2 separate regions of the Homo sapiens genome follow, and region 1 is linked to region 2. A link is a loop called in an ENCODE intact Hi-C map of the cell type or tissue named here. Cell type or tissue: PC-3. All regions are shown on one strand. Each heading gives the region's core, and the rest is flanking DNA. Links, peaks and the distances in the headings are about the cores only.

Region 1 (15,798 bases), core at 5,601-13,600, 96 kb before region 2:
TGGGCACCAACAAATGTACCAGCCAGTTGGGCATGACCGTGTATGGCGTGAAGAGGCATCTGTGTGACCCCAAGAATCACATCCTGCCCCCCCATGGACCACTCGATCATTGGCCTCCAGATGGGTACAAATAACTGTGCCAGCCAGGTGAGCATGACAGCTCCTGGGACGCGGCAGCACATCTGTGACACCAAGCTGGGAACCGACAAGTGTGGTAATTCCTCCATGTCCCTGCAGATGGGCTACACCCAGGGTACCAACCATAGTAGCCAGGTCTTTGGCCTGGGCCAGCATATATGTGACCCCAAGTACTGCCTGCCAGGCACAGTGGCTGACGGGGCTCCCTTGGGTGCTGGCAACTGCCTGGGCCCAGGAGAGGTCCCTGAATATCCCCCTTACTACCAGGAGGAGGCTGGCTACTGAGGCTCCCAGCACACTCTCTCCCCACATTATCTCCCTTTCTGGGTTTTTGGGTTTTTCTGTGTTTTCATCTTTTTTTTCTTAACCTGTTCAGTGCTGCCAATCAACCGAGGGTCTGTGAGTGGCAACGTGGAATCAGGCAGCAGGGCTTTCTTCCCCCTTGCCTTGGTCCTTCGCAGGAATGAGCCACCAGGCTGTGGAGGAGAAGGGGTCAAGGCCATATCCCAATATGTGTATGGTGAGGGTCCCTGCTGGCACGTCCAGGCTGCCAGCAGAGCTGTGCCGGGGAGAAGAGACCTGGGCTTGGAGGGAACCAGTACCCGGAGGTTTCCAGTTGCCTTGCCTCTTCCCACTTTTGTCAGCCGATCAGTTTGTGGTTTCTATACCCGCAAAAGTTTCAGGATGCATTAACAAAAGAAAAATACATTTTTTTTTCCTGAGGAATGGGGTGGGGACAGTGGAGAGGGTGCTGGGAAATGAGTCCCCTGGGAAAGGGGGCCTGTCTATGATGCTAAATATCTCAGGCTCCCAAGTGGCTGGATTTCCCTAGGACCCTCAGGCCAACAGACCTCAGACCTGCCTCAGGGCCCAGTGGGGAAAGTGAGGCCTGTACAAGGAAGTGGATGCTGAGTGGTTGGGCCTAATCCCCCCAACTCCCCACACCACCACCGTGGCCTCAGTAGGGTTTTTTTCTTAGTAGTTGTTGCCCAGTCTGGAGTGCAGTGGCATGATCTTGGCTCACTGCACCTCCACCTCCTGAGCTCAAGGGATTCTCCTGCCTCAGCCCCCCAAGTATCTGGGATTACAGACATGTGCCACCATGCTTGGCTACTTTTGTATTTTTAGTAGAGACGAGGTTTCACCATGTTAGCCAGGCTGGTCTCAAACTCCTGGCCTCAGGTAATCCACGCACCTTGGCCTCCCTAAGTGCTGAGATTACAGGCGTGAGCCACCGTGCCCGGCCCCTTAGTAGGTCTTAAGGAGCCCCAGCCCTTCTCCCCTTCTGGGCCTGACCAGCTATACTGCTCCATCTCCCCCGGCCACATGCCCCTCCAAGTACTGCACAGGGACCCCCCACCCAGGGGCCCTGCTCCATGAGATAATGTGAAATATGACTGTGGACCAAACACAATAAAACCTCTGTCTGTAAGGAAAAAAAAAATCTTATCCACCACAATCCAGTCGGCTTTATCCCTGCTATGCAAGGCTGGTTCAACATATGCAGATCAATAAATGTAATATATCACAAACGGAACCAATGACAAAAACCACATGATTATCTCAGCAGATACAGAAAAGTCCTTCAATAAAATTCAATACCCCTTCATGCTAAAAATCCAATAAACTAGGTATTGATGGACCATATCTCAATTAGAGCTATTTAAGACAAACCCACAGGCAACATCGTACTGAATGGACAAAAGCTGGAAGCATTCCCTTTGAAAACTGGCACAAGAAAAGGATGCCCTCTCTCACCACTCCTATTCAGCATAGTATTGGAAGTTCTGGTCAGGGCAATCAGGCAAAAGAAAGAAATAAAGGGTATTCAATTAGGAAGAGAGGAAGTCAAATTGTCTCTGTTTGCAGATGACATGATTGTATATTTAGAAAACCCCATAGTCTCAGCCCAAAATCTCCTTAAGCTGATAAGCAACTTGAGTAAAGTCTCAGGATACACAATCAATTGCAAAAATCACAAGTATTCCTATACACCAATAATAGACAAACAACCAAGTCATGAGTGAACTCCCATTCACAATGACTATAAAGAGAATAAAATACTCAGGAATAAAACTTAGAAGAGATTGGAAGGACCTCTTCAAGGAGAACTATAAACCACTCCTCAAGGAAATGAGAGGACACAATAAATGGAAAAACATTCCATACTCATGGTATCACAAAAATGGCCATACTGCCCAAAGTAATTTATAAATTCAATGCTATCCCGATCAAGCTACCATTGACTTTCTTCATAGAATTAGAAAAAACGACTTTAAATTTCATATGGAATCAAAAAAGACCCTGTATAGCCAAGACAGTCCTAAGCAAAAAGAACAAAGCTGGAGGCATCATGCTACCCAACTTCAAACTTTACTACAAGGTTACAGTAACAAAAACAGCATGGTACTGGTACAAACACAGATATACATAGACCAATGGAACAGAACAGAGGCCTCAGAAATAACACCATACATCTACAACCATCTGATCTTTGACAAACCTAACAAAATCCAAGCAATTGGGAAAACTGGCTAGCCATATCCAGAAAACAGTAACTGGACCCCTTACTTACACCTTATACAAAAATTAACTAAAGATGGATTAAAGACTTAAACGTAAGAACTAAAACCATAAAAATCCTAGACAAAAACCTAGGCAATACCATTCAGGACATAGGCATGGGCAAGGACTTCATGACTAGAACACCAAAGGCAATGGCCAAAATTGACAAACGGGATCTAATTAAACTAAACCGCTTGTGCACAGCAAAAGAAACTATCATCAGAGTGAACAGGCAACCTACAGAGTGGGACAAAGTTTTTGCAATCTACTCATCTGACAAAGGGCTAATATCCAGACTCTACAAGGAACTTAAACAAGTTTACAAGAAAAAAAAAAAAACATCGAAAAGTGGGCAAAGGATATGAACACACACTTCGCAAAAGAAGACGTGGCCGTTAAACATGAAAAAAAGCTCATCATTACTGGTCACTAGAGAAATGCAAATCAAAACCACAGTGAGATACCATCTCACACCAGTTAGAATGGCGATCATTAAAAAGTCAGGAAACAACAGATGCTGGAGAGGATTTGGAGAAATAGGAATGCTTTTACACTGTTGATGGGAGTATAAATTAGTTCAACCATTGTGGAAGATGGTGGCAATTCCTCAAGGATCTAGAACTAGAAATACCATTTGACCCAACAATCGCATTACTGGGTATATACCCAAAGGATTATAAGTCATTCTTCCATAAAGACACATGCACTTGTATGTTTATTGCAGCACTATTCACAATAGCAAGGACTTGGAACCAACCCAGATGCCCATCGATGATAGACTGGATAAAGAAAATGTGGCACATATACACCATGGAATACCATGCAGCCATAAAAAAGGATGAGTTCATGTCCTTTACAGGGACCTGGATGAAGCTGGAAACCATCATTCTCAGCAAACTAACACAAACAGAAAACCAAACACCATATGTTCTCATTCATAAGTGAGAGTTGAACAATGAGGATGCATGGACACAGGGAGGGGAACATCACACACCGGGGCCTGTCGGGCTAGGGGAGGGATAACATTAGGAGAAATAGCTAATGTAGATGATGGGTTGATGGGTGCAGCAAACCACCATGGCACATGTAAAAAACCTCCACTTTCTGCACATGTATCCCAGAATTCAAAGTATAATTTTAAAAAATACAGTGCTGGAAGAAGATGCCTGGTACCTATTAAGGAACTCACTCATGATTTCTTGCTGTGGCCTAGAGTGGTGGCCACTCCTTCAAACTGAGTTTGCCAGAATGGAATTCTGGTGTAGGGAGAAATTTCTTTGCAGAAAAATGTTACGTAGTTTCCTTTGTTTTTCAGTAGTTGTGCAAAGACCAACTACTGCCAGTAGTCTGCAAAGGACAACAAAGAGATATATGGCATAATTTCTGTAATGAAGTAATATTTTTGTTTAATGTACCTTTATTAACAGCTTTATTGTAGTATAATTGATATACAATAGATTTCACTTATTTAAAGTGTACAATTTGATAAGTCTTGGCCATGTGTATCCATCTACCTGTGAAACCATCAGTAGAGTTCACAATGAATATGTCCCTCACCCTCACATGTTTCCTAGTGCCCCTTTGTAATCTCTCTGTCTTATCTCTCTCTCCACCCCCACCCCCACATTCCCAGGCTTTCTGGCACTATAGATTATCTGCATTTTCTAGAATTTTATATAAATGGCAACATATAGTATATACTCTTTTGTCTAGCTGTTTTTACTCAGCACAGTTATTTTGAGATCTGTCTATGTCGTGCATATCAATTCGTTCTTTTTTATTGCCAAGTAGTAGTCCATTTATGGGTATATAGTTTAACTATTCTGAATTCAAAAAATCTGAAATCTGGAATGCCCCCAAAACTTGAAACATTTTGAGCACCAACATCATGCTCAAAGGAAAGGCTCATTGGAGCATTTTGGATTTTGGATTTCCAGATCGGGGTGCTCAACTGGTAAGTATAATGCAAATATTCCAAAATCTGAAAAAATATCCCAAATCCAAAACACTTCTGGTTCTACACATTTTGATAAGGGATGTTCAACCTGTATCAGGTTTAATAGCCATTCAGCCAATGATGAACATTTGGATTTATCCATTTGTTGTATGTTTGTTTATCCATTCAGCCACTGATGAACATTTGGATTGTTTTCAGTTTGGGACTAATAAAAGCTTCTATGAACATTCATGTACAAATATTTGTATGGACATGTATGTCCTTTTCTCTTAGGTAAATACCTAGGAATGGAATGGCTGGATTGTGTGGTAGGGCAGGAAACTGCCAAACTGTTTTCCAAATCGGTTATACCATCTTACATTCCTACCAGCAATGTTTAAGACTTTGAACTCCTTTACATCCCCACCAACATTTGATGTGGTTAGTCTTTTACATTTTAGCCATTCAAATAGGTATATAGCATTGTCTCAATGTGGTTTTAATTTCCAATTCTCTACCATTGAGTGTCTTTTCATTTGTGTATTTGCCACAGCATATCTTCTCTGGTGAAGTATCTTTAAATCTTTGCACACTTTGGAGACAAGCGTTGTTTGTTTTCCTCATTGTTGAATTATGAAAATTGTTAGTATATTCTGGATAAAAGTCCTTTGTGCTTTGCAAATAATTTCTCCCAGTGTCTCTTAAAGTTTTTAATTTTGATGTCCAGTTTATTAACATTTTCTTTTATAGATCAGGCTTTTGGTATGGTATCTAAGAAATCTTTGCCTAACATAAGATCACAAAGACTTTCTCATATGCTTTTTTTCTAGAAATTTTATAGTTTTGTGTTTTACATTTAGGCCTATGATCTACTTCAACTTTTGTGTATGTTGAGAGGTAAGGATCCAAGTGCTAGATAGATGGATAATGACAATAGTTCCTGCACCATTTCTTGAAAAGACTACCCTGCCTCCACTGAATTGCCTTTGTGATGCTTGCTTTTTTCAAGCATAAATTTTCCATATTTATATGGGTCTATTTCTTTCTTTTTTTTTTTTTTTTTTTTTGAGATGGAGTCTCGCTCTGTCACCCAGGCTGGAGTGCAGTGGCGCGATCTTGGCTCACTGCAAGCTCTGCCTCCCGGGTTTATGCCATTCTCCTGCCTCAGCCTCCCAAGTAGCTGGAACTACAGGCGCCCGCCACCTTGCCCAGCTAATGTTTTGTATTTTTAGTAGAGATGGGGTTTCACCATGTTAGCCAGGATGGTCTTGATCTCCTGACCACGTGATCCACCAGCCTTGGCCTCCCAAAGTTACAGGCATGAGCCACTGCGCCCGGCCCTATATGGGTCTATTTCTGTACTCTCTGTTCTGTTTCAGTAATCTGTGTGACTGTTGCATCGCAAGTATCACATTATTTTGACTATTATAGCTTTATAACAACAGGAATTTTTTTATCTTCACAAATAAAACATTAACAACTACCTATGCAATCTTCCAATACTGAGATATTCAATAGGGAACTGAGAGAGAGAGAGAGAAGGGAGAATTTGGGAAAGAGAATAGGGTGGAAGGTGGGTCTTTGAATTGTTTTGCTTTTAGGAATAGTTAAAATATTAAGTAGCCTATTACAGTGTGAATAGAGCAAGTTTTCAGCTAAACTTTCTAACAGAATCTACATTTGATTCTTCTCTCTCTGTAGAGAGGCTTACATTCATTTGGAGGGGAACTAATCCCGTGACTTCTAGGTTATCTCTTAGTTTCTTCTCTGGAATGACATTATTGGCAGACACTAAAGGACTTAAGGGAGAGCGGCATTTGTCTAGAATATAAAAGCCAATTTGTAATTTCCATATTAGTAGTGGTGGATGGAGAATTTTCACAGGCAAATCAAACGATCACATAATCCCCAAACCCCTTTTCAGCTGTAGTTATTTACTTCTTTATCCATTTATTCTAACTTTGCAGGCTACCTGAGAAGTTGTATAGATTCTTCCAGAGTGAACATGTCACTTAAATATGGATTAGAACATGGCTTCTGCTGTGATTACCTTAGGGAGATGGGACCTATTGGTACATTACAAAGTGTCTGGAACAGTTAACAAGAAGAAGCTTATTTGAGGTGGCTGCTTTCCATTTTACTAAAGCAAAAGGCCTTTAGAAAGCCAACAACTTTACTCAGATTAAAGATGGGATTAATTTCTCCTTATGCAGCTAAATACATAAGCAGTGCATGTAAATATTTAATAAATATAAAAGAGCTCTTATAAACACAAGTCAATAAACAACTTCAATAAAGTACAGGAAAACAATATGCATTTTGCTTGGTATAGTGTTTTCTTTACTCAGGTTAACAAACAATGATCTCATCATTAGCAGCAAGATAGTGGAGAGACCATCAAAGCAAACTACAGCAGAGTCCAGATTGATTCGTGCCAAACAAATGTTTGTAGCTAACAGCTGTATTATCACTCATTCTAATTTACGCAGCTGGGGTTCTTTTATTTCCTAAGTGAGATAAATGTCATGTTGCATGATACAAGCACCATCTCTACTGCTTGAGTCATGAATCAGGTCAGCTCTCTCCTAGTTAGCTTCACCCCTCATTTTAGGTTAGGGGAGGTGGCTTGCTACAGTTTTAGCTATAAACAGCTAATAGGCCTTTTTCTAAGGTTGTGTGAGTCCATTCGTGAATCATTCAGTATTTTATTTAAAAATACCAGTTTGAATGTCATGAAAATATTGAAAAAACCAGTTTCATGTGGAAAAACCTTTGGTTGTGTAGGTTTTAAACTATTAGCATAAAACTTCTCTTTTTAAAAAATTCTTAAAACTTGAAGACTGAAGAATAAGTATGGTATAGTCTCTGCCTGCTGGATGAGATTCCATGATTTATTCTCTAACTATGCTAAGTCAAAGATTCTGCAGTTAGCTTTCTCCCCAAAACTCAGGCTGAGTTTGAGCAGGTCCTAAGGTGTTGATCCCTTTAGCTCACCTAGTTAATGGGACATAGAGTACTTTTGGCTTGACTACTCCATGCTTTTTCCTATCAAAGCAGACCAAGACAATCAAAACCTTGATTTTTAAAGCTTACCTGAAATAGAGTCTTATGTAACAAAAGGATGGCTAAGTGTACAAGGCAGTTGAACATGTTAGTGGTAGATGATGCATTTAACTGTCAAAATGCTACTCACAGCAAAGGGGAACCAATTCCCAGGAGAAGGTCTGGAGAAGAGGAGGGAGAAGAGCCTGAGGCTTGGTGTGCACATTCTGAGACCAGTCCTGGCTCTGCCACTCAGTGGGTGCCTGTTTGCAAGTCATTTCTTGACCTCTGTGAGTCTTGTCTTGTCTTTTTTTCCAATTATAAAATAGAATAATAATTCCTGCCTCCCAGTTTTGTCATGAAGATTAAATAAAATAATGTTTGTGAAAACAAGTAGACAGAATAGGTGCTCAATCAACAATAACATTAGCTGGACACGATGGCTCACGCCCATAATTCTAGCACTTTGGGAGATCAAGACCAGAAGATCGTGTGAGCCCAGGAGTTCAAAACCAGCCTGGGCAAGATGGCAAGCCCCAGTCTTTGCAAAAAAAAATAAAAAATAAATTAGCCAGGCTTGGTAGTGTGCACCTGTAGCCCCAGTTATTCAAGGGGCTGAATGGCGGGATTGCTTGGGCCAAGGAGTTGAAGGATGCAGTGAGCCGTGATCACACCACTGCTCTCAAGCAATTTTCGTATTCTGGCTTATTGACTTAACAAATTATTGAAAGTTTGTCTGGGCCCTGGTGGCTCAGGCCTGTCATCCCAGTGCTTTCAAGGCCTAGGCAGGAGGACCCCTTGAGGCCAAGAGTTTGAGACCACCTGGTCAACATAGTGAGACCCTGTCTGTACCAATTTTTTTTTTTAATTAGCCAGGCATGATGGCAAGTGCCTGTAGTCCCAGCTACTCAGGCTGAGTTGGGAGGATTGCTTGAACTCAGAATTTCAAGGATGCAGTGAGCCATAATCATACTACTACAGTTCAACCTTGGCAAGAGAGTGAGACCCTGTCTTAAAATCTGTGTACATATGCATATTTTTTTAAAAGTCAGTCATTGTAGTCGGGGAGACAGCTATTAAACAAGCACAATGTGAGAGTTACGTACATAGCACTGTGAGATCAGAGAAGGAACACCAAACCCTGTAGGGAGGGTAGGGAAGGAAAGCTACCTTCTCAGAGGAGGTGAAAGAGTTATCTCTGTAAAAATGAGTTTATCAAGTAAGCAAGGGGTGAAAAGGCACTGCAGGTAGATGGAGCAGCTTATGCAAAGACACACAGGCATGTTCCAGAAAGGGCAAGTGGTTTTGTGTGCCTAGAGTCGTGGGTGAGTGGTGGTGGGAATGGTGGGACAGAAGGCTGGAAACATAGTGGTTATACTGGCCTTCATAATCTGAATTTCACAGATAAAGGTTTAAACTGCTGTTACCACTTAAAGGAACTGCTTAGATGCCTTGGTCCTGTTTGTTTCTGGTGCAAATCTGGACAGATTAATTTGGCCTGTTATTTCTGGGTACTTCAGAAAGACAAACACCCAATCCCCATATTTTTGGCATTTCTATTCCCAACACAGTTGGAACCAGGAAGCATAACAATGAAAATTAAGAAAGGAGAAGAGGGAAGAAGCAGAGAGTAAATCTGTTTGGGATTTATGAAAAGATATTACAAGACACAGGCATCTTTAACTAGTTTACTGGGATCTCTAGTAGAGATTTTTCCATTTTTAAAAAGGTGTTATATCGCTGAGAAAAATCTACCTTGATATGTGTAATAAAATAGCTCTGAGTAGGAACTCACCTGAGTAATTAATAAAAAAAAATTTTACCCAACTTTAGAAACTGTGTTCAGGGAGCAACTGCCCTGAATAAAGAGGGCATGAAAAGCCTTTTGTGTTCCTTTTTGTCCTGTATAACAAATTATTTTTCTTGCAAAGCCCCAAATTGCTTTCCCCTACATTGCCGCATTGCTGTGAACATGATTCCAGTACACTGTGGCTCTTCCAGGGATACTCCTGATATCAATCTTGAGGCCTATTCAAACGAGGATGGGAGTCAGAGTTGAACTGTGCCAGCATTCCTGCTGAGAATTAGCCCAGTTTCATTATGTGTGGAGGAGCCCCCAGTTCACTGCCCTTGCATGTTTGGGGTACACAGAGCTGAGAGGCTCTGCAGGGAGTGCAAAGTTAAGGAACTGCATGATAGGAACACTATCACTTACTCTTTCATAAGGAGCTCTGGGCAGGGAAACTAAAAAAAGATGAGGTTTTTCCATCATTCAGTGCAGCTGTGGTGTTCTACTTGTAACAAGCTACTTCTGCTTCATAAGGCAAGAAAAACACAAGAATTGTGAACAGACTCTCAGAATGAGCAGGGTCCCCAGGAGTCCTGTCTGTCTTTTTTAACTCCTTCAATTAACTGGAGTACTAAGGGAGAGATTTGTTGCTTGGCCTGTGCCTTCATTCTACAGATGCAGAAGCTGAGACCCAGGAGGAGAAGTGGCTTTCCCAAATTGAAGATTCATTAGAAGCCAGAGTTTGTAGTACCAGGTCTTCTGACTCCTGTGGGCCAAACTGTCGTCCATAAGCCTAAATATGGTTATAATTAGCCAGGTTGTCAGCAATGGGGCAGGAGGTATCACACGAGTACGTTGTAAAATCTTTTCTGCTTGGAAGAAAAGGTGATGGCGAACTAAAAATTTGATCTCTGTGCCTTTATCCTATTTAATCTATATTACATCATATACAGGATTTAATTTCTCAAACTGTATGTTTACCTGTTTTATCTTACAAATTACCAATTTCATCAGAATAGGACTTGGTATCATCAAGTACAGCTCTATTAACTTGACTTTTAACCACTTGGAAAACGTGTGCACCCTTGCAGCCTCCTTTATCTTGCCGTGCACTCCCACCTTCTGGTCATGTCAGGAGGGACAGTATCCCTGAGGAACCACACTTAAACTTTTCCATTTTAGAAAGATTGGTCAATCCTAGGCCTTTGTTGTATGCGTAATTCGTTCATTCTTATACTTTCTAATCCCACAGGCTTTGACTTCGGAAACCTGTGGGTTATAACAAAGTACTGAGGAACTGTAATTTAATCTGTTCAGATCTAATATTAAATGAGACCCAGATTTTTTTTTCTAGTGGACTGCAAAGCCACATTTATTGAACATCTACTAGGTTTACATGGGAGTCCTTTTAGCTGTGAATTCCTTATTGGTAAGGGACTATGCCCAACAGTGTACCTGGCACATAGTAGGAGAACTATGAATATGTGTTGAATGAAGGACATTGGTGAAAACCAGGGCTGTTTAGGAGTGTCCTGTCCTGAGGCCACTCCAGATGGAAGTGGTTCTCCCATAGCCTAACACATCCCGTTCTTTCTTGAACTATAACTCGACTTTCTTCCAAAGATGAAGGGGAAAGGTATCATTCATCTGAGATTTGCCTTGTGGTGTTTACCGAGTTAGTGGGTGCAGCGCACAAATTTGTTTTCTAAGGAAAGGCTGGTAAAGCATTGATGCAAGGAAAATTATTCTTAGGTATTCTTCTCTGATGATCATAGACTGAAACTTTTACTTTTGTATAGTTACCATAGCCATGAAAATAATCACTGGCCGACATTTCTAGTGGCAAAAAAATATCAACCTCTAGAATGGTCTGATGAATATCAGGGAGTAGGGCTAACAGAAATGTAATGCCAGCTGGGCCAGCAGTGTCTGCCAACCCCAAATATTTACTCAGCATCTTACTATGTGTAAAACTCATGATTTTTCCTGGCTTTTGCTTGTTTCTTGAATATAATCCTGAAGGCAGAATCTAAGTTTTGTAACTGATGATTTATGAACATTATTTTTGTCTAGAAGAGGTGATATTCCTACCTACTTTGAAATCAGCTTGGAGTGCAGGGATAAGATTTTGATGGTATGTGGCACACATTAGTGCTCAGTAAATGTAGAAAAGAGAACAGAAAAATGACAGAATGCTGGGAGGAAGGAAGGGAGAAGGAGAGGGAGTAATCCCAGGCCTGGGCTCTGGCATCAGCCTGCAGATAGTCCAACAGGTTCTGTCATGAACCAGCTGGGGAGCCTGGTGACATTCACTAACTTCTAACTCATTTAGCTCATCTCTAAAATGAGATAAAACCTACTGTGTAGGGTTTTTTGAGAGGCTTAAATGACATAATGCTTGTAAGTATCTAACATAGACTACTCAATAAATACTGGTTTAATTTAATGAATAATATGTTTGTGAATTCCAGTAATTGTCTTGTTGAGAAAGCAGTTACCTGTTTATCTTCCTTGACTTTAAAATGAGTCCACATCAGTTAATTTGGATTCCCCCAGAGTGGAGCGAGCAAGCACAATGACATTCTCAGAAGAGCAGACAGTCACAGATGACAGCATCCTCAGGGAACACCCCTCCCTGAGTGCTGGCAGTAAGTCAGAGGATTGCTGTTTCCCCAGTTGCCCTTCGGTGTGAGTTCCCCCTTACCAGTCATAATTTTCAGCATTCCCAGAAGAGAGGGCCAGATTCTCCTTCCCTTTGTGTTTGCCTGTTTTCTTCTCAGAGGACCATGTCTGTGTGAGAACAGGGCCTTTACTGAGACCAGGTCTTCCTGAGGCCTTTGCGTGGAAGTGGAAGAGACACAAAATGGCAAGGGCGGGGGAAGGGCAGTCTGGCAGGTTGGCCACAGCTCACCCATCAAACTTCAGGGCCAGGTGTTAGCATTTTCCAACACCTTGGTAAGTCATGTTTTCAGCAAATCAAGAAACTCTAGTTCTGCATCTTTGAGAGACATCACTTTTTCCCCCTAAGGTTAGCTTTTCTCAGGATGGGGATACATTTTCAAAATCTTTTTTAGGAGGAGGCAGAGTTACAGTTAATGAGTGATATTGGAGACTGAGGGGAAGTTGGAGTTTCCCCGGTGTTTTTCTGAAGGAGTTAACAGCACAGGCAGTTTGGGAGATCTACGGGAGACCTGCTTTGGAAGGTCCAGCTGTCTCCTTTACATCACCCCCATTTCTGTCCATTGAACGTGGAAGAAAAGGGAGGCCCCAGCTTCTCACACTTGCTCATGGTTAGCATGTCTGCACACTTACTGTGTGCCAGGCTGGGTTCTAAGTGTCATATATGGTACACCACTTAATCCTCAAAATATAATTCTGAAGTACATAGTATTTTTATCCCCCCCTACAGAGGAGGATCCAAGGCTCAGATAGTAAATAAATTTCCTAGGCTCAAACAGTTACGAAGTGACAGAACTGGTTAAAAAAAAAAAAAAAAAATCCAGGCAGTCTGGCTCCAGAGCCTTTTCTCCTAGCTGGGGTTCTCCGCTGCCTGCGAAGTCGTTAGTCCCACTGGAGGATCTCAACAAGGGACTGCAGGAGTTGAAAGTGAATGTAGCGTTTCTCTTCCCCCGCTTTTAAAATATTTAATTTTCAGGAAAATTTCAGGAACAAATAACATTTTTTCATCTCAACAAGACCAAATTGCCTCTATGGACTATATGGCGGCTCTGCTCTGCATTTTCCATAAAGTGATATGTGCTCTCCAGTGGAGTCGCATCCTGTTGTAGGTTAGGTTCCCAGGGAGCATTCACGGAGTTGGAGTTTAGCTTGCAGGATTTTACTAGGGATCCCTGCTGAAGGGGAGTGGCCCTGGGGAAGTGGAACTGCAACACAGGCCTGACACAGCCTCTGCCAGTCACTTGGGTCATCATGGAGTATATACCGTCCCTCAGAGCCCAGTCCTGTGCTGGGCTGAAAGGGTAGGACCTTTATACAAACCCTGCCACCACCAGTGGGTGGATATGGGCCACTTGGAAGAGGGCTTCTCCTTGGGCAAGGGAGCTCTTTTCAGCTGAGGTGGACCCTGAAGGAGGTGACAGCTGCAGGCTGTCTCCCAACAGCATTCCCCATCACTGAGGTAGAGTTCTGCCTTGAGCAGGGGCTCTAAGTGGTGGATCTTTGCTTCCATTATGACACTTTCATTTTCATTGCCAATGTGAGTCTACTCATTGGCAAGTGCTTTCTCCTAACTCAGCCTCTTGTTTACTTGGATTCAAGATAAACGGCATTTACAAGATTGCACAAAAAGAGAGATTCTCAACTGTCTGGTATCCTTTTACTGTAGCTCTAGGCAGAGGCAAAGGTGTAATATTGATAGTCTCTTTGGAGCATGTAATAAAAAGCATGCCTGGCATTTTAGGAGATACATGAACAATTTGTTTTATCCTCATGATATCTTTCAAGTGGCACCAGTTGGCTTTTTTCTGGAGCCGGAGTCCAAAGCTAAAGGCCACAATGCAGTGATTGAAATCTCCAGTTACATTTTTCTTGCCAGTTGTCTTTAGAGAAATCTTTCAGTGATTAAGATTCCAGATTTAACTCCCTTTTCCTTAGTCCTTCCATCACGAAACTAAAGCTGTCTTCCAGTTCACTCCAGCATGGACATTAAACTGTACCCCACTAACTTACATCTTGTAACCCAAGCTGATGACAAGAGCTGGGTTGGCTTGCCTTTTAGGGTTTGTTACTGTTGCATCCCATTGATGCCCTGAGCTGGCATTGGCCGGTGACTGTCTCACCTGCAGGATTTGCAAAACCTGTCTCCATTTCCCTTCTTTCAGGTTGGAAAGCTTATCCAAGAAGCAGCTGGAAGAAGTAATTTGAAGAGAGTAACTCTGGAACTTGGAGGCAAAAGTCCTAATATTATTTTTGCTGATGCTGACTGTAAGTCAACTACAGGTCCCATACATGAACCACCACACACCCTTTGGTGCTCTCTTTTATATCTCCACTTTTGATGGGACACTAGCAAAAGATATTTGAAGCTAAGGGCAATCAAAAAGATCTCCTCTAAGGAGAAAATGGTTTAATAATGGGGAAAGAGCACTTTTCAGTTGACGACTGAACCAGTTGTTTTCTAGACACTAATGAGCCATTTTGAATCTGTGATGTTGTAGAATAGGGGGATGAGATGAAGGCTTGGTCAGTGGCATATGGTTCAACAGCAGTGGTCTCAGCTGCTGAGCACCTGAAGGATAGTCTCTCTGCCTAGATTCAATAAATCTGTAACTTTTCAACTGTGCCTGGTGGCTGGTAGACCATTTTAAATAAATCCGACTTGACCAGCCCTGCCAGCATTTTCCAAACCCACAGCCCCTTCTCTGTTTAGTCAATTCCAGCCCCTTTCTGTTGCTCGCATGACTTTCAGTTAGGATGACAGCACACGTGGGTCAGTTCGGTATGAGTAGTCCTAAAGCTGGGATGATTCCACTTGCCAGTAGGACCTTACAGAGGCTTAGAGAAGTAACTGAGAAACCCCATGTCTCTAGGAAGGATGCCACCTAGGCCATTCTGCACAGGTGTGACGTTTCTGTTTGAAAAGCTCTCCAGGTAAGGAAATCCCACCATCTCATTCAGTGATTCTTTTTTTTTTTTCCCTCCACTTGTTGCCAGGCAGAGCTGCTTTCCCAGTCTCACCACCAGAGAGATCAGAAAACCAAAAGCAGATTGCTTGAATTTCAGCACCAGCTTGGAATTTGCAGAGTTCAGCTTTAGCTTTATATTAGTTGTCAAGAAAATCAGAATCCTTATGCCTGTTCCTCTTGAGGAGTAGGAACTTCATCTCCCTAACATTGACTGATTCATTTATTCAGTCAGTCGGTCATTTAGCAACTAATGCACGTCAGATTAAGCTGTTTTGAAGTGTAAGATATAAGGGATGAATATGGAAGAGTTATCATAGGATTTTACACAAGTCCATGTCAATCTAGAGGAAATTTAGTGTCTTCAAAGAAGACCCATTGGTGTTACGGTTTAATCCCCCAAGTACCAAACATACAGCCCCAAGGCCCTGTAGATTTAGGAGTTGTAAATTGGCCAAATACAAAATATAGACATGTTTACCTGTCTAAACATTACACTATGTTCAAAACAAGAACTGCACATTAAAATATTGATTTCTGTGAAAATTGAGAGGATCTGGCAACCTGGGGCTCATATTTATGCATGGCAATGATTAAATGTAGTGGCTTTCCTTCTTAGCCCCTCCATTACATTGCTTTACCACCTGGCAGACTCATACCTGTACCTTATCTCCCAAGCCCTGTGG
Region 2 (15,798 bases), core at 5,322-13,321:
TGTCACTTCTGCCTACCCTCCAAAGTTCTCCTAAAGAGAGATTGTGATGCCAGAAGGCCAGGACATCACTTGGGGTGAGATGTGCTGGACTCATAAGAAGCAGCAATGATCCGACCAGAATGTGCGCAAGGCAGAGGTGAAAATGCTGCTCTGATGGCTTGGCACTTTGGAGGTGGAGCCCCTTCTTTTGGGTGGATACTAGTTACAGGCAGCTGAGGAAAACACTTTCTCTGGATTCTAGAGCAAGTAGTTTTGTAAAGGGTGTGTATGTGTGGGGAGTGGGAGGCAGGAGGCGGGAGCTTGTGCAGATGTAAGGGAAAACCAGAGAGAAAATTACTGTAAAAAATATCTTTGTTAAGTAGCAAAACCAGCAGCTGGACCAGATTAGCTGTTCCCTTCTCTTTCCTATTTTTGGACTTGGAAAGAAAATGTGCAAAATAATTCCCCTTTTGGAGAAAAGTAGAGAAGAAAGTTGGGGGGTAGGTTGTGGGGAGATGAGGCTGTGGACCAGGACAGAGAAGCTGATGAGGGGCTTCATGGCTGGGGGCTCCACTCTTCCCCTGGAGACTGGGGACATCAACACTGCTCTCTCTTCCTCCCCAGAGAATGTTGCGGACTGGGTCTCTGCTCAGTGGCCAAGCAAAGCCTTAGGGACAAGTGCCAAACCTGTGATTCTCACAGGGCGACAGCTGAGGCCAGGCACAGACCAGACAGCAGAAGGAGCTTAACCTGCAGGCCATAGCTGAGGTGCTGGCGGGCAAGAGCAACCCTCCAGCCCACCTGCCATTCCAGTCTCCTTTCCCTGCCAGCAAGTGTGCACTGTTCTGCTCTGATCCTGACTGTTGTCAAAATCTCTCAGAAAAAGCTCCAAGGGAATTCACTCCTGCATGGTGTTAATGACTGCAAAGAAGGAGCATGGGCTTACCTGACATGCAGGTATCTCTAATGGCCACATGGCATATGTCATGTGGCAAACGTGAAAAGCATTTTGGAGGTTATAAAGCCTCAGAACTCCCACACTTCTGGTGGGAATGTAAATTGGTATATACACTGGAAAGCTGTCGGCAGTATTTACTAAAACTCGATGTATGCACACCCTATGATGCAGCAATTCCACTCCTAGGTATATGACTAAGAGAAATAAGTGTGTATATACTCACCAATTACCCACAGCAGAGTGTTCATAATGGCTCCAAATCAAAAACCACCCAAATCCCCATCAGTAGTAGACTGGACACATAATCACTACTATATTCACATAACAAGAATGTATCACCTACAGATACCAGCAGCAATGTGGCTGAATCTCACATATGCAAGTGAGCCAAGGAAGCCAGACCAAAACAAAGATCAAGGGTCTCACTCCATTTCTATAAAGTACAGAATGAGTGAAGCCAGGGAATCCCTGAAGCTGGAATGAGGGTCCACCTTGCAAGGGGATCTTGACTGGGAGAAAGCACAGGGACTTGTTGGGGAGCTGCTTGCAATCTTGGTGCTAGATACAAAGGTGTGTAGAGTTTGTAAAGCTTCAAAGGGCTGTTCTCTTATATGTGCACTTTTTGAATATTTGTTATATTTCAACTGAAAAAGTCTGAATGTCACCAAACACGCCTACACTTTTACCATACGAATAGCTGGGCTTCAACTGGGCCCTAGGTAGAAAGTTGCTCTCTACTGAGCTGAAACTCAGCCCCTGGTTCTACCCTCTGCAGGCCACAGATATGTGGGTCCCTTTTGTACCACATCCCCTCATGCTCGTTTCTGGGCTGCGCATACCCCATTCTCAATTCCCCTCGAAGGCACACAGTCTTTGTTCTAGAACTGCCAGATGTAGAGATGACTCCCCTCTGTAAGAGAGGTCTCAAATGGACTCTTGTCAGCTGATTGAAGCTTTTGTTTGTTTTTATTTTCCTTCATTTCTCATTTGAGACGCTGCTTCAACTTCCAGCCCTCTGCCAAAGGTGGGGATGCTTTGACCAGCCAAGAAGAAATGGACTTCAGTACTATCTCAATTCCTTTGCGTAAAGAGAAGCCCTGGAGGGGCTGGCCCACAACCCACAGCCAATCTCCAAAGGAGGGCCTGGAAACTAATTCATGGGGGAGGAGTTCTGACCACTTTCAGTACTTCCTCTGGGGCAGGCGCTGTCTTACCTCATTGAAACCATTAATGGGCCAGTGCCTCTTCAGTTTCCCATAGATTCAAGGAAGCAAAATTCCTGGACCAGAAGCATCTTTTCACAGGAATGTTATGAACATGGAACAGGGAAAGGGTGCACAGAGCTTAGTGTGACTGCCCTGAGGACTGGGACGGCAGCCGTACTTGGTTAAGCCCATTTGTTTCCCAGAAAAGGGAAAAATAACTATTTCCCTGGGAAGTGTCAGAGAGGTCTTTGTCTCTTGTAATGGTTTCCATGCTCACCATCTTAGGTGCCTTCTTCTGCTAATCTGAATGATTGGATTTCTGAAGTAATAAGAAAAAGTGAGTTCTCATGGCCCATTCTGTGTTAGGCTCAGCCACAAAGTCACTTAAAACATATTTATGCTAACATGGACTTAAAAAAAAAAAAAGACAAACCAGTCTATTTATATAGAAGTCTAGTTAGCAAGAAGAATGAAAACACAGCTATGGCATGTCAATAAAAACACATTTTCCTAGCCAGTTAGGGCAAGGCCTCTCAGTAGAAATTCCACTTTGCTGACTCTTGATTAAAGATTTTGCTTTATAACCACACTGACTGTTTAGACGGAACCAGCTATGTAAGTTGCAGTGCGCAATGCACACTGAAAATGTGGGACTTTTTTTTCCAAATATTGTTATGATCACAAGACAGTGACAGCAAGACACCAAGCTGGGGGACTGTGTGTCTGTACAGATTGTATGCCGTCCGTGTAGCTGGCTCTGGGTTCAGGAAGCCTGTGAGAAAGTTCCTTTAAGATTGGGAAGAAGTCAAGCATGTTGATAATAATTGAGGGCCTGGCCAATGTATAAAAAGGGAAAAAAAAGTAAGAAGATTGGAAGTGAAGAGATAATGTCATTATTTGCAGCTATTATAACATAGCTGGAAAAACTCAACAGAACCAACAGAATAATACTAATAGAGCTAACATGAAAGTTCAGCAAGTTTGCCAGATACAATATCGAACCAAGAAGAACATAAAGAAGTTGAAAGGGTGGAGATGGAGCATGGACGGGTAAGGAGGACTTCTTTGGAGTAGCTGCCAACTTGCTAGTCGGAGTGGTAGTGGTAGAGGAGAGTTCTACCTCTTTGCATCCCACCAAGAGAGGGCTTCAGTGTACACCTTGGATGCTTTGTATCCCCTGGAGTTTAGGACACCCATACACTGGGTCTGCACCGGTGTGATAGATCCCTCGACAAAGGGCTGAGTGCCTGAGGCTGCAAGGCCAAGAGGGAATGGAGGCTCACTGCCCTCCGTTCTGACAGCGGGTTTTAGCCACTGAATGGTGGGAGACAGAGGTGGAAATCTGGATAGGAGTGTTTTGCTTGGGGTAATTTAAAAGGGATTCAGCTCAAGACCACTGGAACAAAGGGGTACTTTACAAAGAGAGTTCTGTGTAGAGTGGATCCTGATTTGGAGCCAGAGGAGTTACGCTGCTCATTTAAGTCTGGAGTTTTAAATGTTCTGTTAACAAGTAAGGCTGTAGAGTCAGAAAGCCAGGACTTCATCCCTAGCTCTGCCACTTGTCTGCTCTGTAAATTTGTACAAATCCCTTAACTGCTCTAAGAGTTTCTCTATGGATTTAATATTATTCTCACAATAATACCCACCTACCAGGATTATGGTGAAAAATCATGATGTAATGATAACCTACAATAACCACTGCATGTGTTTTGTAATCACAAAGCCTCTTTATTTTGGGGTCCCACTACTTCTTTAAATTTGTTCTGTGGGGCTAGTTATTTTCTGCTCTTGGATCATATTTAGGACAAGTCTCACGGGCTTTACAGTCCCTTTCAGGTAATAAAAGCAGTCTCAGCTCAATAATTCATATTCTCAGTCCAGTAAAAAAACTGAATTTCATACTTTGTCCACAGTTTCAGCTTCTGCATGTTCATTCACAGCTTGGGCCTGGAGCCGGGTGGCTGCTGCTGCAGTGGCCCAGGTGGTGACTTTGAGTTCTTGAGCTCTGCTTCTGCCTCCCCAGTCTTGTTAATTGTGGCTTCCAACCCCCCTAGGATCACAGGGTGGGAGACAGCAGGGAAAGGCAGCATGAAAGTTCTTGCTCGGCTGACACCATGGAGGACTAGAAGTGGGGCTCTTTGGTCTCAGCAGTTCTCATGGGGACAATGTGGGGATTCTTCAGAGACATCCCCTCTCTCCTGCCTCACCACTGTGAAAAAGCATCTGAAGTCTCTCCATTAAGGATAACACATGCTACAAGGTTTTTACATGTGTGTAAATAACCTTTATTAAGGCAGCTCACCTTCTACTCTGGGTTCTAAGCAGTTATTCCGTAAAAAATCATAAATAAATAAAGGCTTTTCTAGTAGCTTGAGATATCATGCATTTTCTGTTGCTTAGTCTATTAATGAGACAATTTATATTTGTAGAATTCTGATGTTAAACCAGCCTCAGAGTTTTTGGATAAGCTACATAATCATAGTGTATTTTTCAAAATTCAACATCTGATTTAGTAAGCTAAAATTCTTGCTTTGATTTTCACATTTATGTTCATAAGTGAAATATGCCTATAATTTCCTTTATCTGGTTTCGTAATCAATATTATATTAACTTCATAAAATAAGTGGTGCAGATTTTTCTTTGTGTCTGTTTTCTGGCACAAGTTATTTTTTATTCAGACCTTTAAAATTATTTTGATATATAATTATCACAATTTAGTTAATATAATTGATCTTAACTTAAACAATTTATTTAATGTAGTTTCTGTGTGTCCTCTTCAATTTCTTTTATTAGTGTTCTACTTTCCGGATACAGATATTTCACTTCTTTGGTTAAATTGATTCCTAGGTCTTTTCTGTTTTTCATAGCTATTGTAAATAAAATGCCTTTTTGATTGCTTTTTCAGATTACTTGATGTTGGTGTATACAAATGCTACTAATTTTTAATAGTGATTTTATATTCTACAACTTTTCCAAATTCATTTATCAGTTCTAGCAGTTTTTTAGTATAGTCTTTAGATTTTTCAATATACAAGATTATACAGTTTAAAACAAGGATAATTTGACTTCTTCCTTTCCAACTTGGATGCCCTTTATTTCTTTCTCTTGTCTAATTGCTCTGGGCAGGACTTCCAGCACTATGTTAAATAAGAGTGGTGAAAGTGGTCATTCTTTCCAGGTCTTAGAGGAAAGGCCTTCAATTTCTCCCCATTCAGTATGATGTTAGCTGTGGGTTTGTCACATATGACCTTTATTATTTTCAGCTACGTTTTTTCTATACCCAGTTTGATGAAGGGACACTGAATTTTACTGACTGCTTTTATAGTACTTCCTGAAATGATTCATGGTTTTTGTTCTTGGTTCTGTTAACGTGATGAATCATGTTTATTGATTTGCCTATGTTGAACCATCCTTCTGTCCCTGGGATAAATTCCACTTGACCATAGAGAGTGAACTTTTTACTGTGTTATTGAATTTGATTTGCTAGTATTTTGTTGAAGATTTTTGCATCTATGTTGATCAGTGATATTGACCTGTAGTTTTCTTTTCTTGTTGTGTCCTTGTCTGGTTTGGGTATTTTTCAGGGTAATGCTGGCCACTAATAATGAGTTTGGAAGCATTTCTTCCTCTTCAATTTTTTTTTGAAGAGTTTGAGTAGAATTGGCATTAGTTGTTTTTTAAATATTTAGTAGAAGTCAGCAGTGAAGCCACAAGGTCCCAGGCTTTTGATGGGAGAATTTTTATTATGGCTTCAATCTTGTTATTGGTTACTAGTTTGTTGAGTTTTCTTATGTCTTCATGATTCAATCTTGGTAGGTTATATGTTTTAGTAATTTATCCATTTCTTCTGAGTTTTCTAATTTGTTGGCATCTAGTTGTTCATAATAGGGTCTAATGATTCTTTGTATTGCTGTGGTCTTAGTTGTCTGTCTCCTTTTCTTGTTTCTGATTTGGGTCTTTGCTCTTTTTTCCTTAGTCTAGCCCACGTTTGTCAATGTTGTTTATTATCTTTTAAAAAAACCAACTTCTTGTTTTATTAATCTTCTGTATTATTTGTCTCGATTTTATTTATTTCTGCTCAGTTATCTTTTTCCCTCTAATTTTGAATTGGTTTATTGTTGCTTTTCTTGTTTTTTGAGGTGCATCATTAAATTCTTTATTTGAAGTCTTTCTACTTTTTTTGATATAGGCATTTATTGATACAAGCTTCCCACTGAGTACTGCTTTTGCTGTAACCCATAGATTTTGGTATATTGTATGTCCATTTCTATTTGTTTCGAGACATGTTTAAATTTCCTTCTTAATTTCTTCATTGTGCAGGAGCATGTTGTTTAATTTCCATGTGTTCGTGTGGTTTCTGAGATTCCTCGTTATTGATTTCTAGTTTTATTTCATTGTGGTCAGAAAAGATAATTGGTATGATTTCTGCTTTTTTGAATGTGTTGAGATTTGTTTTGTGGCTTAAAATGTTGCCTGTTCTGAAGAATATTCCATGTACTTATGAAAAGAATGTATATTCTGCAGCATTTGGGGGAAATGTTCTATAAATGTCAGTTTGGCCTACTAATTCTAGTATATAGTTTAACTTCAATGCTTCTCTGTCGATTTTCTGTCTGAATAATCTGTTCTTTACTGGGGGGCGGTCTTAAAGTCCCCTACTATTATCGCATTGCGGCCTCCCTCTCTCTTTAGATCTATTAATATTTTCTTCATATACTTGGGAGCTGTCGTGTTGGATGAATGGAGATATTTATAATTGTTATATCCTCTTGCTGAATTGACCTCTTTATCATTATATAATGACCGTGTCTCTTTTTATAGCCTTTGACTTGTAGTCTATTTTATCTCATATAGGTACAGCTAGTGCTTTTTTTTTGGGAGGGGGGGTTCCACTTACAAGAAATATCCTTGGCGGGGGGGTTCCACTTACAAGAAATATCCTTTTCCATACCTTTACTTTTAGACTATGTGTGTCTTTATAGGTGAAGTGGGTTTCTTGTAGGCAGAACATAGTTGGGTCTCCTTTTATTTTTATCCATTCAGCCACTCTATGCCTTTTACTTGGAGAACTGACTCAATTTCAATTCAGAGTTATTAGAAGTAAGGATTTACTACTGCCATTTTGTTGCTTGTTTTCTGGTTGCTTTCTAAGTCCTCTCCATTTCTTACTTTCTTACTGTCTTCCTTTTGTTAAGTGATTTTTTTCTCATAGTATGTTTCAATTATTTGCTTTTTATTTCTAGTCAATCTATTATAGGTTTCTGCATTGTGGTTACCATGAGGTGTATTACAAGAAACATCTTATGTATATAACAAGTTGTTTTAAAGAAATGACAGCCTTTCTTAGATCACAAAGAATAGACACAAAGAAAAATATTTTTAAAAATACATTTTAATTCTATCTTCCCCACACTTTGATTTTATGATGGCTCAGTTTACATATTTTTATATTACCGATCTCTTAACAGGTTGCTGTAATTATTATTGTCTTTGATAGATTTGTCTTTGGAGATTCATACTAAAGTTATGAATGCATTGCATAGCGCAATTACAGCATTTGAGTATTCTGGGACTGTCTGTGTACTTAGTTTTACAAGTTAATTTTATGCCTTCAAATGTCTTCCTTTGCACATCAGTACTTTTTCTTTCAGATAGAAGAACTCCCTTTAGCATTTCTTGTAAGATGGGTCTGATGGTGAATTCTCTCAGTTTTTGCTCATCTGGGAAAGAGTTTATCTCGCCATCGTATTTTAAATATAACTTTGCTGGACACAGTCTTCTTGGATAACAATTATTTTTCATCACTTTGAAAATGTCATTCTACTCCCTCCTGGCCTATATAGCTTCATTTCTTTTCTTTTTCTTTTTTTCTTTTTTGAGATGGAGTTTCACTCTTGTTGCCCAGGCTAGAGTGCAATGGTGCAGTCTCGGCTCAGTGCAACCTCCACGTCCTGGATTCAAGCAATTCTCCTGCTTCAGTCTCCAGGGTAGCTGGGATTACAGGCGCCCACCACAATTTCTGGCTAATTTTTTGTATTTTCTGTAGAGACAGGGTTTCACCATGTTTGCCAGGCTGATCTTGAGCCCCTGGCCTCAGGTGATCCACCCAGCTTGGCCTCCCAAAGTGCTGGGATTACAGGCATGAACCACCACACCCGGCCTAGTTTTTTTTGAGAAGTCTGTAGCCAGTTGAATTGGAGCATCTTTACATGTTATTTGCATGTTTTCTCTAGCTGCTTTTAGGATCCTCTCTTTGTCCTTGACCTTTGAGAGTTTGATTATTATATTCTTTGGGGTAGTCTTTTTTGGGTCAAATCTGTTTGATGTTCTCTGACCTTCCATTTAAGTCGTCCTCAAATTTTGGAAAGCCTTCTGTTATTATTTCTTGGAATCAGCTTTTTACCCCTTGCCCTTGCTCAGCTGCCTCTTGAACACCAAAAATTCTTAAGTTTGATCTTCTGTGGTAATTTTCTATATCTTGTAGGCATTCTTCATTCTTTCTCATTCTTTTTTCATTTTTCTCCTCCAACTGTGTATTTTAGAGTTGATTCTTTCCTCTACTTCATCTGTTCTGCTGCTGAGAGCCTCTAATGAAGTTTTCAGTTCTGTAAATGCATTTATCAGTTCTAGGATTTCTGTTTGTTTGTAAAGATTATTTCAATCACTTTGTTAAATTCTCTGATAAGTTTCTGAATTGCCTTTCTGTGTTATCTTGGAAATCACTCAGTTTTCTTAAAACTGTGATCTTGAATTCTTGGTCAGAGAGTTTATATATCACCATCTTGTTAGGGTCAGTCCCTGGTTACTTGCTTTGTCTATTTGGGGAGATAATCATTCCCTGTTTGCTTTTGTTTCTTGTAGATGGACATCTATGTATTTGCTTGAAAGTTATTTATTCCAGTCTTCTCTGTGTGGCTTGCTTTTTATTGAATATATTTGCTTTGTTGCTATGTTACTTTATTGCTATGTCACTATCTCCTTTTCAGCTCTAGGAGGCACCTTAAGCCCAGGTTTGCCTCAGCTCTAGTAAACAACTGAAGTGTTGCCCATCCTGAATGGAAGAGGTCCCAAAGAAGATATCTTAGCAGTGTGAGAAGGCTGGCTAGGGGTTCATGCCCAGGACACCTGTGGAATGTACCTTATACAGCATAGTGTTGTACAACCACATGGATTTGGCATCTTATTTGGCTGAGTTACAGAGCAGAGTTTCCAGGGCGAGGGATGGTAGTCCCAGCCCTTCCCTTTGTCTCTGTCTGTCCTCAGGGATATTTCCCCCTTCTGGCACTTGTGATGCTTCCTGTGGATTAGGGCAGGACAGGTCGCCTGCTCTCCTGGCAAGGAACTCAAGATGATGGGGGAACTAGTTGTCCACCCAGATCTCACTTTCTCCAGTGTAAAAAGCATGAGTTGGGGAGAAATTTTCTGCATGGTACTAGGCAGAACAGGGGGAGAGGTATCACAGATGTGAAAATTCAATTCTCTTACCATCTGGCTTGAGGTTTTTTCACTTCTGTGCAGCCCTGGAGACTGTCCCATCCTCCTATTTGAGTTCTGAGATATTGCTGGTGATAATCTTGGTACTGTGTATTTATTTTTGGTTTTCTGGGTGCAGAGGAGGGGGCTGGGAAGTGAACTAAGCTCATTTCTACACCACCATTATGGAACTCTCCAAAAAATTTATTTAAGATTACAATTAGCTGTCTCTTGAGAGTTTGGTAGAATTCACCTGTAAAACCATCTGGTCATAGTATCTCTGTGGGAAGAAAGATATTTAAATCATATTTTAATCTGTTTAATACTTAATAGTTAATTCCAGTTCTCTATATTTTTCCAGGGTTGATTTTGGCATTTTTGTATTTACTTACGTATTTATTTATTAAGTTTTCAAATATGTAAGCACATAGCTTTTCATAATACCTTTTTAAGTAATGGCTTTATTGAAATGTAATTCACATGCCATGATACTTACCCTTTTAAAGTGTACATTTTCAATTGCTATTCACAAAGGCATGCAACCATCACCATTATCTAATTTCAGAACACTTTTTATCATTCCAGAAAGAAATTCCGTGCTTATTAGTCACTCTCCATTGTCTCCTGCCCACCCCATAACCCAGCCCCTGAAAACCACTAATCTACTTTCTTTCTTTATAGATTTGCCTATTTCAGACATTTCATGTAAATGGAATCATGCAATATGTGACCTTTTGTGTGTCTTCTCTTATTTACCGTATGTTTCCAGGTTTCATCCATGTTGTGCATGTGTTACTTCATTCCTTTATGTGGTGTGTAATAGCCTATCATGTGGATATACTATATTTTGTTTATCCACTCATCAGTTGATAGGCATTTGGTTTACTTCCATTTTTTGCTATTATGAATAATACTGCTACCAACATAATTATGGGTAAACAATTGCTGAGCTTCCTGGGTGCACCCTGCTGCCTCAGCCATCACACACACACACAAACACACACACACACACACACACCTTTCCTATGATCACAGAACCAAAGGGCAAAAATGTCAGGCAGAACAGAGAACTCCTAGGTCTCTAATACAGGGCTACTGGTAATGTGTGTTCTGATTAGAGGGGAACCAGCCACTCCTGGTTTTATCAGCCTTGGGTCTTTTCGTGCAAGATTTCATTTGAATAAAGGGTTCCAGAGTGTTGAAAATTTGGGAAATCATCAATAATCCAATTCTACTATATTTGAGAAAGTTGAGATCCAGAAGAGTTAAGTCATTTCTTCAAAATCATACATATAATTTGTTCAAAGTCATACATTTAATGAGTGACAAACTCAGGACTGGAAATTATTTCTTCTTCGTCAGTCTAATGGTCTGCCCACTTCACTGAAATAAACCAAATCAAAATTAAAGACTGTCAACAAAACTCAATAGTTATTTCTGATTTGTGCCAACCAAAATTTGGGCATGTTAGAGTCTGTGGGGATTTCTCTCGCAGAAAGATAAAACATCAAAGAAGACTGGAAATATGAATACTATCAAAGTTTTAACAGTGCCAGAAGCACGTAAAACAAAACAAAAACCACCACAGTTCCTCTATCATGTAACGTTGGCCATCTTTATTCCAAAGAAAGCCTGATACATGCATTTGGTGTTGACGGCTGCATCCTGTGAGAGCTTGGAAGTCCATCTGAAGCAAATGATGATTTCTGCAGTGTTTGTTATGAGTATAGCTATTGTCTCTCTCCACATCTGTGGCTGTGCTCCTGCATCTGCTGAACTGAGGCCAGGGTCTGTGGTCTTGACTGTAAGATCCTCTTTGGGCTGCTGCGCCTGCTGCAGATTGTATTTTTATTGTGCTTTTTCATGTAGATGGCCCAGTGCCAGCCATACCCAAGGAAGTCTTGGGGAGCAGAAAGTAGGCAGGGGTGCTCTGGGAAGCCCGGAGGTGAAAGATGAGAAGTCCCCATGGGACACTGCCTCTGCAGAGGTGCTTCCTTCCCTCCCTCTGCCATACACCTTCCTTTCCCCTTTTTGCAGTTTCTCTCTTTCTCAGAGACTCTACCTTCTCCCAGCTGTTGTATTGCCCTGAAAAGGGTGCATTCATTCTACTAATGCACTCAACCTCCTCCTTTATTAAACAGGTGGGGCCTTGGGCTCTAAGCGAGCAGCTGGAGATGCAGCCTCACACCACTGGGAAGCAGGACTTGCTTCAGCTCAGTGACACCTCACTTCCTAGTTTGAGTGAACAGGGGCATTTGGGGAGGCATGTGTAAAAACATAAAATTGTGTTTGGGGCACAAATGGCACAAATCAGCAACGATTTTCTTCTGAACATAGACAGGCAGGCTTAAAGGAACTAAGAGTCTAGTTAAATAAAATATAGCTGTTCACTCAACAGACTATTATACCACTAATAAGGATTGCATTTTTGAAGAATTTTAATGATGTGGGAAAACACTTATATATAATACCGGGTGAAAAACTCAGATACAGAATTGTACAGGGACTATGACCCCCAGTGTATAAAAATATGTGTGGGTGTGTAATGTGTATAATTTTTCTCTTTGTATATATGCTAGGGGAAAAAAGCTAGAAGTAAGAAACACCAAAATATTAACAGTGAGCTTTTTTCTGAGTTATAAGTAAGACTATGCGTATTTTTTTCCTTATGCCTTTAGGTATGTTCCGCCTAATAAAGAACATTCATTTCTTACAGTCATAAAGTTACTTTAAAATGATGAAATTAGAAGCAACAGAATATTAGAGCTGAAGTGATTATAGAGATGAGTCTAATTTCCTCACATCCAAAAAGTGAAAACAGAGACCGAGCTGAGTGAATTGACCAAAGTTCATTTTGTAACTTAAGCTGGGTCCTAGAACTTCTGGCTTTTGAGTCAGTGTTTGTCCTCCAAGTTGCTGCTTGCACATCATTTTTTAAGTTATTGATAAGTGTGTTCATTGCTACTATACAAAAGTGCAGTTCATTGTTGTACATTGATTTTGTGTCCCACAAATTAGCTGAACTCACTTATTAGTTCTAGGAGTCTTTATTTCTTTAGTAGATTCATTGGAATTACCTAAAAAGGCAACCAAGTCATCTGCAAATAGGGACAATTTTATTTCTTTCCTAATGATTTGAATGCCTTTTCTTGCCTTACTGCACTGGCTAGAACTTCCAGTACCATGTTAAATAAGAATGGTGAGAGTTACCCTTTTTGCCCTGTTCTGATCTTACAGGGAAATCATTCAGACTTTCATTATTAAATATAATGTTAACTGTGGGTTCTTACAGGTGCTGTTTATTTGGTTGAGAACATTACTTCTATTCATATTTTTCTGAGAGTTTATCATGAATGAGGGTTGAATTTTCTTCAAATGCTTTCTCTGCATCAATTGACATAATCATGTACTTTTTCTTTGATAGCCTATAATTAAACTAGATCACACTGACTGATTTTCCAATATTGAGCCAGGCTTGCATCCTTAGAATAAACCCCACTTGGACATGTTATATAGCTCTCTTTATATATATTGTTCAATTCTATTTGCTAAAGTCCTAAAGGTTTCTGTGTCTATAGCCATGAGAATGGCCTGTTGTTTCATTTTTTTTTTAAACTATCTTTGTCTGGTTTTGATATCTGGACAATCCTGGATGTATAGAATGAACTGGGAAGCATTACTTCCTCTTGTTTTTTTTTTTTTTTTTTTTTTTTTTTTTTGGGAAGAGATTGTGCAGAACTGGTGTTTATTTTCCAACTATTTGGCAGAATTCCCTAGTGGAATTATTTGGACCTGGAGACTTCTTTTTGGAGAAGTTTTAAAAATTATGAACTCAATTTCCTTAATAGCTATAGAGCTATTCACATTATCTATCTACTGTTGGGTGAGTTGTGGTAGTTTGTGCTTTTCTTAAATTGGCCGATTTCATCGAATTTGACAAATTTATGTGAGTAGAGTTTTTTGTAATAGTCTCTTTTGATGTCTTTGAGGTCTATAATGATATCCCCTGTTTAATTCCTGATGTTAGTAATTTGTGTTTTCTTTAATCTTTTCTTTGCTAATTTTGTTAGAGGTTGGTCAATTTTATTGATCTCTTCAAAGAACTCATTCTTTCATTGATTTTTCTCTGTTGTTTTCCTCTTTTCAGTTTTATTGATTTCTGCTCTTTATAATTTATTTTCTTCTACTTGTTTTGGGTTTATTTTGCCCTTTTTCAGGTTGTTAAGATCAAGGTTTAGATTATTGAGACTTTTTCAAATTTATTTAGTGCTATAAATTTCTCTCTAAGCATTGCTTTAGCTATGTCCCACAAATTTAATATGTTGCATTTTTATTTTAATTTAGTTCAATGTATTTTTATTTCCCTTTAGACTTCTTCTTTGACCCATGGATTATTTAGCAGTGTGTTATTAACATCCAGGGATTTGGAGATTTTTAAATTATCTTTTTGTTACTGATTTCTACTTCAGTGTCATTGTGGTCAGAGAATATACACTGTATGATTTTTTTTCTTTTACATTTTTTGAGGTTTGTCTTATTGCCTAAGATATGATCTATCACGGTATAGGTTCAATGGGCGCTTAAAAATGTGTATTCCACTTCAATTAAGTAGAGTGTTCTATAAATGTTGATTAGCTTCTGTCAGCAATCATGTTGAGTTTTTCTATGTTCTTGCTAATTTTCTGCCTAGTTGTTCTATTAATTGCTGAGAGAGGAATGAAGTATTCAACAGTAATGGTGAATTTGACAACTTCTCCTTTCAGCTCCGTCATTTTACAGCTCTGTGTTTGGTGCATACCCACTTAAGACCAGTGTATTTTCTTGGTGAATTCTGTTTTTATTATTAAATAATGTCTCTCTCTGCTCTGATAATTTTGTTTTGAAGTCTGTCCAACATTTATATAGCCACCCGTTTCCCTTTGATTAAAGTTTGCATGATATACCTTTCTCTATCCTTTTAATTTCAATCTACCTATATTTAAAGTAAGCTTATAGATGGCCTATAGTTTGGCCTTATTTTTAATTCACTCTTGGAAGTATTATAAAAGGATATTTAGAACCACAACAGGCATTACAATTTTTGCTTCAGCTGTCAAACATAATTTAGAAAATTCAAGGAGAGTTAATATTGTATTTACTTATATTTTTACTCTTTTTGATGTTCCAGATTTATTTTTAAATTGTTTATTTTCTATTTAGAAAACTTCATTTAGCCATTCTTTTGGGGTATGTCTGATGGTGAGAAATTTTTACCATCATTTTTTAAATCTTTCATTCTCCTTTCCAACATATGCCCAGAAAGCTCCAAATCAGAAATTCTGAAGATCCCAGTCAGATCTTAATGCCATTAATTGGGCTTCCATGATTCTATACTGCTTCTGAAATTGTCAGGGAGTACCTCAGACATGCCTATATGTCCTTTAGAACTTTCTGTAATCACTTTCATTCTAGAATTCCAATTTTTGTTTTAATCAGATATATTTAATCAGAAACATCTTGTGAAAAGTTTGGATTCTAAACTAGATCTTAATATGTAAAATAGTTATTTGAATAAAGCAACTGTCTATGAAGCATTGTCTGAAAATGATCCTCCCTTTGGAATTCCTGGGTTCCTCTTGGCTCCTCCCTGGGACACCCATTAAATCCTGAGTTCATATATGCAAAGCATTTCAAAGAGGACCTGACACCTAGTAGGCACCCACACAGTTAGCAATTATTAGAGGGACAGTGTGTTATGCTGGGTGGGAATGTAAGTTTGAGTCAGACTTTCTGGGTCTGAGGGCTAACTCTTGCTTTTTAGTTCCATATAAATCCTGGTCCCACTGAGAGGTGAAGCCAGCTGGGCTACTTGGTCAGGTGGGGACTTGGAGAACTTTTCTGTCTAGCTAAAGGATTGTAAACACACCAATCAGCGCTCTGCATCTAGCTAAAGGTTTGTAAACACACCAATCAGCACTCTGTAAAAACGGACCAATCAGGACTCTGTAAAATGGACCAAACAACGCTCTGTAAAATGGACCAATCAGCAGGATTTGGGCGGGGCCAAATAAGGGAATAAAAGTTGGCCACCAGGTCCAGTTCCTGAAACCCACTCGCATAGGCTTCCACGTTGTGGAAGCTTTGTTCTTTCGCTCTTCACAATAAGTCTTGCTGCTGCTGACTCTTTGGGTGTGCTCTACCTTT

Evidence for each region. A loop is a pair of places that touch in the nucleus more often than their neighbours do. Peaks named below come from ENCODE experiments on the same cell type or tissue, not always from the same donor. Only the 100,000 strongest peaks of a DNase experiment are listed, where the experiment ranks them.
Region 1: it touches region 2 in a loop (4-fold over the local background); 4 of 110 quality-filtered maps call a loop at or near these places.

The regions. Positions count from the first base shown.
Region 1 is chr15:57,964,341-57,980,138 of GRCh38, reverse strand. It overlaps ALDH1A2 (aldehyde dehydrogenase 1 family member A2), which reads left to right. Exons shown (of 13, transcript NM_003888.4): 8 at 14,312-14,414. It also overlaps the pseudogene LOC100418848. Among named protein-coding and RNA genes, the nearest start is that of ALDH1A2-AS1, 93 kb to the left of the region's middle. In PC-3, for the core only: a CTCF peak has its summit at 10,589 (motif pointing left); no DNase peak of the experiment used is centred there.
Region 2 is chr15:57,868,448-57,884,245 of GRCh38, reverse strand. No RefSeq gene overlaps it. Among named protein-coding and RNA genes, the nearest start is that of POLR2M, 170 kb to the right of the region's middle. In PC-3, for the core only: no CTCF peak of the experiment used is centred there; DNase peaks (open chromatin) are centred at 5,505 and 10,295; H3K27ac peaks cover 1,304 bases.